Regions from separate parts of the Homo sapiens genome. Here region 2 is linked to region 1. The links are chromatin contacts, found by Hi-C or POLR2A ChIA-PET in ENCODE. All regions are on one chromosome and are shown on one strand. The core of a region is the stretch at or near the end of the contact, and the rest is flanking DNA. Distances in the headings are between cores, read along the strand shown.

Region 1 (3,569 bases), core at 379-2,878:
CACTCTCCACACTCCAAACACCATGCGGACACCCTAAAACCTGCACCCAAGTCTCGACGCCTCATACCCTAACTCACGATTAAAGAAATCCTGTTTCCAAGTTACAGCAACAGGACACTACATAAAAGGAGGAAAATCTAGCTTCAAGAGAAATTGTTTAGAAGACTAGAATGAAGTTCAGTGTAACTTTATAATAACTTTGCACTAATTTGTTACTAGTTGAACATTTTCCAGTAATCTCATTTCCTAGCATAGTATATCAGACTTCTGCACTTCACCCAGCTTGGATATTTTAAAAAGTAGACTAATCATGTGGGTATAAAGATTATATCGCACGTTGTCCTTCCTCTAAGTGTTTACAGAACTAAGTAGTATGCCAAAGAGCATGTAAATACTCGCAATGCTCTATTTTCAAATTTGCTTAACTTTTATTATCTGAATTAGAACTTAGTTGGAATTGAATTAACACTACCCAGTGAATAATGACTAACCAAAACAGCATTTTCCATTTTCAACCAAAAACTGCAGTCTGAAATGGCTTTTGCTTTCTAGTTGACTTACAACGTGTGGCTAGGGGGAAATGTCGGCGCTTTCCCAAGGACACTTTTCGGGCTGTAAACTTTCTTTGTTGGGGAAACTACCAAGTTCAAGGGGTGCCTTCAGAATCCACTTACCCGATCCTTCATCCTCCAGCTCTGAGCTAAGGATTTGGAGCCTTCAATTTTCTCACAGTGCCTCTTTTTCATAAAAGCCAAAGGTAGGTTCCAGTCTGTAAGATCAGCCTCATCTTCCTCCCCCAGGCCCAGAAGAGGCGATTGCAGCATTTCGGACTCCATCAGTGGGGGAGGGGGTGGGGGAGTCCTTGGCAGCAAGCGCTCGAGAACCTCCAGCCTTAAAAACTAGCGTGTACCAGAATTGGTGAAATAAGAAACAAAAACGGGAAATCGAAAACCAAATGGATAAAGAGTGCGGAGACCCTTACTCAGGCAAAAGTCTGAGATCCTTATCTCTAACTCTGAGCGGGAAGTGGGGAGGTGGGGGCCGCTAGGAAATGGGGCAGCCCAAGAAGCTCCGCAGACACACACCACCCCAGGTCCCAAGCCACTGGCTGCTCCTGAGGCTGTACGTTTCCAGAGGGGCTGCGAGGGGAGCTGCCAAAAGCGTAAGAGACTTCAGGCCTCACGATGACCCTGCTCTCGGCCTCCACCGCCTCAGCAGTTCCGAAGACAGGCAGGCCGCTCTTGGTGCCGGTTCGCCCACTGGGCCGACTGGGCTGAGGTCTCCGGCCAAGGGATCGGGTTCAAAGGGCCCTGGGTCTCCTCCAGCCACTCTCAGCCCTGCGGGTCCCGCACTCGTCTGAGCTGCTGCAACCAGAGCCACGACCGGCCCATCGTGCTCGCCTGCACCCGGTTCCTCAACCTCAGGTCCGCGCGGCCTGGCTGGTCCTGGCCTTCAGCCCCGAGGCTCTCTCCTGCCTGAGAACGAGTCCTGAGAAACGGGCGACACGGAACCACGGAGGAAAGGGACAATGTGGGCTTATTGGGTCATGGGAGCTTTGCCCTCTGGTTTGGAGCTACAGTGAAACTCATCTCATCAGCCCATCAAGGAGGACGCCATATTGCCAGGACCCAGAATGCACCGCGGCCTACGGCGTGGCCGACAGACCAAACCTCCTCAGAGCGGTCTCTCCCCGCCACCCAGCATGCAGCGAAGGAGAAAGAGTCCCCGACCCCGTTACCTCGGTTACCATAATTCCGTTTTCCCCAGTTAATCGCCATTTGTTCAGTAGAGGCGTGTTATTAAAGTCAATCCTACAAATGAAACTGTCGGTTTAATTTATTTTTTCAAAAACATTGTCATTATAAATGAAGTTACATGCTCCTGAAATTAAAGGAATCAACCGCCTTGTTTCTTCCAGATTTTGAAAAAGCGGCAAAAGCTTCACTGATAATATTAGAAAATATTAAAAAGCACTGATAATATTAGAAAATATAGTACTTTTTTTTTTGGAGTGTAGTGTCCTCCACAGTGTCAATCAGATTTTCTCTTTAATTTTTTCATAGAGAACCAAGTGAAAGGCCGGGCGCCGTGGCTCACGCCTGTAATCCCAGCACTTTGGGAGGCCGAAGCGGGCAGATCACGAGGTCAAGAGATCGAGACCAGCCTGGCCAACATGGTGAAACCCCGTCCCTACTAAAAATACACAAATTAGCTGGGCGTGGTGGTGCGCGCCTGTAATCCCAGCTACTCAGGAGGCTGAGGCAGGAGAATTGCTTGAACCCGGGAGGCGGAGGTTGCAGTGGGCCAAGATCGTGCCACTGCACTCCAGCCTGGGAGACAGAGCAAGACTCTTCAGATGAAGAAGGGTCTGAAGCAACAGAAGAAGAGTCTGGAGCAAGATTCGATGAAAAAAAATTTCATCTAATACAATTTTTTGTTTAATCTGTTTCGTTTTCTGAGCAGTTTATCCTTTTTAAATTTTTTTCCCACTTCTTGGTAGCAGTAGTTTATTCTTATTTTGATATAGCTTCACGTGCAGACATCTAAAACTACATGTCTGTGCGTGGAGGCAAGCCTCTTGTGTGACTCTCTTTTTCAATTCAGGAAATTTGGCTCATTTACAATGTATAGAGAACTGTGTAAGGTGGACTATAAAACCAAATGTAGGCAGGGCACCGTGGCTCACGCCTATAATCCTAGCCCTTTGGGAAGCCGAGGAGGGTGGATCACGAGTTCAGGAGTTCGAGACCAGCCTGGCCAACATGGTGAAACGCCGTCTCTAATAAAAATACAAAAATTAGCTGGGCGTGGTGGCGTGCGTCTGTAGTCTCAGCTGCTCGGGAGGCTGAGGCAGGAGAAGAGCTGGAACCTGGGAGGCAGAGGTTGCAGTGAGCCGAGATTACACCACTGCATTCCAGCCTGGGTGACAGAGTGAGATTCCATCTCAAAAATAAATAAATAAATAAATAAATAAATAAGAATAAAACGAGGCCAGGCGTGGTGGTGCACGCCTGTAATCCCAGCACTTTGGGAGGCTGAGGTGGGTGGATCATGAGGTCAGGAGTTCAAGACCATCCTGGCCAAGATGGTCTTGATCTCTCAGGATGGTTTTCCGGGGCTTAGACACATGTGGCCATCCATATCAAAATCTTGATGGCATTTGTGTTCCTTTCAAAATGAGAATGAAGAATACAATCCCAGACCTTTCTCACCCAGCACAAAGCAAGCCTTTAATAAAGGCTACAGGATTAAATCATTGTCATTCCGCACATTCGTTTGGTTATTACACCCCATGGAGCCAATTCTCCTATTGAAACTCAGGGCACCCTCTCTGTTGGCAGAGACTATCCTCACAGTTACCAGCAGAGGCTTCAGGGATGCAGGGTCTTAGGAAGACCCCGTTCTCATCTGAAGGCAACAAAATCACTCCTGTCCTCTGCCTTGTCACCTTGCTCCCCACCTCCGGTGGCTGTAGACAGCTGCATTCCAGCAGCTCTTGCAGGAAGTCACAGTTACAGAAAAGCAGCAACGCTAAACCCATTCATCCCTAACTAGCTCTGTGACCTGGG
Region 2 (3,569 bases), core at 340-2,839, 550 kb before region 1:
CCAACACCCAGGCCTGTTCCAAGGCCGCCTGCAGGGTCCTGCCCCGCTCCTCCCGCAGGGAACTGCCAGGGATGCTGGGGTGCGCCTCCAGGCTCTGAGTGGCCTGTGATGGGGGTGCCTGCTTTGGAGGGAGCTATTCGGTGCCCAGAATCCCTTAAGTGGGGCAGCCTCAGGAATGTGTGTGAGGTTCCATGGAGAAACCCCCAACGCACCCCATCATGAGGATTCTGTGCCCTCCCTGGGGACTTTTCCAGCGGTGGCCGGCCCGGAAAGCATGGTGGGCAGAGAGCTCAGGGCCAGAGAGCACTCAGCAGGAGATCCAACGCCTGGCAAAAGAAACTGAGGCACTGAGAAAAGGCAGGCCCAGGGGGCTGCCCAGAGCCACGGCCTCCACACTGGTTGCTGTCTGAATAGGACTCGGGGGAAGAGAAGGTGCTGCTTGGAGTGGTCACCCCAGGACAGCAGTGTAAACTAGGCTGCAGGGCCCCCTGGGTCTCCTCACCCTGAGAACGGCACCTTCCAAACTAAGGCCCCTGGAGCTGCTCCGGTTGCCCACCCTACAGGCGGTTTCTGGGTTTTTAGGCTACGGTACTTTCTCACGCTCATGCTCAGTTCCCCAGGGGAGAGTACAGCGAGGGGTACTGGCCTCATTAGCAGGGTACGGCAGCCTCCCTGGCCGGGAAGAGAGTTGGTGTTTTATTTTTAAGTCTTCCACTTACTCAAAGGAGCCCCGTAAATGGCTGGGAGTGGCACACAGGTCACAAGAGAAACCCAGGGGAAGTCGGGGGAGAGACAGAAAGTACGGCTGCACGGTGCTCTGGCGGGGCCCCTCCAGATCCTGGGGACAGGGAGGAGAGATGTTCCCAGAGCAGCAAGGCAGGGATGGCCAGCCCCCGAAGGACGGGGGGAGCTGACACCTCCTGCCTTGGAGCCCCCACATGAGCATCTGGCTATGGCAGAGCCTGAGTCAGCGCATGACATGCGGCTGCCACTCTGTCTAGGAATGACAGCTGCCTCTCCTCACCTGCTGTTCCAGGACACTGACTCCTCATACAGAGAGGCCACGACTGTACAGGGCAGATCCTGGAAATCTAGGCCAGGCAGGAGCTTCACCACACAAGGGGCCGGTGCGGGGACGGGGAGGAGAGGAGGTGGCGGCCAGCACTGCAGGGCCCGGCCAACTGTGACCTGCTGTTGGACGGGGATGACCTATACGGGGCACGTCCGAGCTGTGTGGAAAGTGCAGGGGACAGAGCACGGCCTGGTCTGTACCTCCTACCTGGCAGCCCGGCCATTTACAACGGCCCTGAGCCTGCCCCATGGGCAGGCAGTCCCAGTGGCTGGCCCCCTCCAGTCCCCGCCCGCCGCTGAGCCACCGGCTGCGTGCTTAGCTGGGTGCCATGGCGACAGCACTATGGAAACACCCAGCTGAAAGCATTTAAGACCCACAGAATGCTCCCACTTAGTCACCCTGGGCTGAACAGCCCCGTGATCAGAGAAGACAAAAGTGATCAGAACACATCTCTCCTCTCCGCAGCATGCGGTGACTCAGAGTGGGGGAGGGGCATTCCAGAAAAAACCAAGGCGGCTTTGGTTTACCTCATCCGCCACGGCTGCTGCAGCTTTCCCACGTTCTTTAACCCCCCAGGTCCCCTGCAGCATATGAATGAGAACGTAATTCTTGGCCTTCAGCTGTCACCATGGGTAACACTTACTCGAAAGGATGCGGCTGCGGACCGGTCAGCTGTGGTGTGTGGGGTGAGAATCAGGTGCCCCAAGTAGCACATGGTCACTGGCCACCTGCAGGCTGCAGCCAGTGGCTGCTCTAAAACCCACTGACCAGGCCTCCCAGGCTGATGGGCACGGTACCCAGGCAGAGGAGGGAGGGCAGCATGGCAGGTGGTTAAAAGGAGATGGGAGGACCCTTAAATCTCACGCTGAACACACGTGCTCTGAGCAAGACCCGGGCTGGGCTGAGCAGAGGGTAAGCCGCACCCTCTGGCCCCGGTGGCAGGTGGAAGAGCTGGTCATTCCGCTCCCCAAGGAAGGCATTACAGGAAGATCCTCAGGAAGGGAACAGTGCCACTTTGGCAGGATCAGGGATCCATGAGCCCTGACGGTCCCCATTTTCCTGGGAAAAAGGCCCAGAGCTTTCAGCAGATTGGCAAGGGGTGCCCAGGAACAACAGGTCCCAACAGACCCACAGCTTGGTATTGGGATGGACAGTCTGGTGAGCACATGCCCACGGGCACAGGAGACAGCAGGTCGCTTCTGTCCACACCAGTGGGCTAGACACACAAACAGGCTAGAGGATCACAGACCAAGCTGTCCCCAAGAGCCAGCAAAGGGTTGGCAAGATGCAGGAGAAGTGGGGGCTAAGATGTTCGAGTGGCCCAGCCCTGAGGCTTGGGGAAGCAGAGTGCCCGACCCCTGGCTGCCCTGGCCCCGGGGACACTGAGGGTCCCTGTGTCAGCTGCGGATGCAGAAGCCCTGAGAGGGCTCCGTGGCTCCTGGCTCCTCACACTCCTGTTTTTCCTGGTCAGGACCCCTCAGAGATGTTACTCCAGAGAAACATGGCCACACGGCTGTCCTCACGGGGGTGGTGGGGGGGAGGGGTTGTCCACAGACAGCCTTAGCCTGAAGAGCTTTGTGAAAACGAGGATGGGCTTCACACCCCCCGCACGTCGCCAGACTCCACGCTGGCGATCACCGGCCCTGCTATTATCTTCTCTGAAGATCTGAACGAGGGTGCTTTGTCTCTGCTGTGTTAATTATACACCCTTTAAATAGCACGCATCTCTCCCCTTTCTCAGACCTCAATCCAGGCTATAGGCCTCGCACACCCAGAGATGGGGGGCAGCCGGAGGGGGGATCCTGGGGGCACCAATGCCCCCCACCAGCCCCCTGCATTACAGTGAGCAGAGCACCAGTGCCGCTTCCCAGGACCCCCACGATGATCCTGCCGGTGCTACGGAGCCCCCATGGTCTCTGGGAGGCAGCATCCCCAGGGATGCGGGGCCATCTCTCCCTCCTCACTCACGACCGGCCAGCGAGGGCTGCACCTGCCTCACCTCCCTCCTCCCCCATCATCTCAGAAAGGGAACAGGGGAAGGTAACCCAGCAGAAACCCTGGCTCTCCTTGTAGCCCCGGGCATCTCTGTCCAGAAAAGCCCCAGGAGGTGGTGAGTGGACAGGGCAATGCTACCCTCCTCTGCAGCAGGAGTTTCAGGCCGCTGAGGAAGCCTCCAGAGCTGGCTGAGCAGGGTCGTCCCAGGGCCAGCAAGTCGAGCCCATGCCCAGTGCGATTCTGAGCAGGGGCCCGGCTGCCCCACCCTCAGTGCACATGGGTTAGGAAGGACAAGTTGCATCCAGCGGGCCGGGGCTCCCTCCTCACACTCAGGTCCTCGTGCCCACAGCCCAGCCCAGCCCAGCCCAGCCCAGCCCAGCCCAGCCCAGCCCAGCCCAGGGAGTGGGTGGGCCACTCGCCTCCCACCCTGGGTTCCAGATGCAGGATGGGGCATGTGGACACGTCCCCCGGGCCCTGCTCCCTGCCCCCGAGCGGTGGGCAC

Evidence for each region. A loop is a pair of places that touch in the nucleus more often than their neighbours do. ChIA-PET counts read pairs that join two places held with the same protein, here RNA polymerase II (POLR2A). Pooled maps may share reads with other maps.
Region 2: a pooled map shows a loop between it and region 1 (3-fold over the local background). The contact joins the enhancer-like site here to the promoter of RPTOR in region 1. A Hi-C loop is called at or near these places in 4 of 50 pooled maps. POLR2A ChIA-PET finds 5 or more read pairs at or near these places in 2 of 52 experiments (MCF 10A and T-cell).

The regions. Positions count from the first base shown.
Region 1 is chr17:80,542,897-80,546,465 of GRCh38, reverse strand. It overlaps RPTOR (regulatory associated protein of MTOR complex 1), which reads right to left and starts at 1,628. Exons shown (of 34, transcript NM_020761.3): 1 at 675-1,628. The coding sequence starts at 836. RefSeq lists enhancers at 281-1,107, 1,035-1,134, 1,415-1,774, 1,108-1,934.
Region 2 is chr17:81,092,976-81,096,544 of GRCh38, reverse strand. The region is part of intron 6 of BAIAP2 (BAR/IMD domain containing adaptor protein 2); the gene reads right to left. Among named protein-coding and RNA genes, the nearest start is that of MIR657, 31 kb to the left of the region's middle. RefSeq lists enhancers at 1-804, 1,422-1,716, 2,587-3,477. Within about 2 kb of position 1,589, at least 11 of the 41 ENCODE cell types and tissues checked have a DNase peak (open chromatin) inside an H3K27ac peak, as active enhancers do.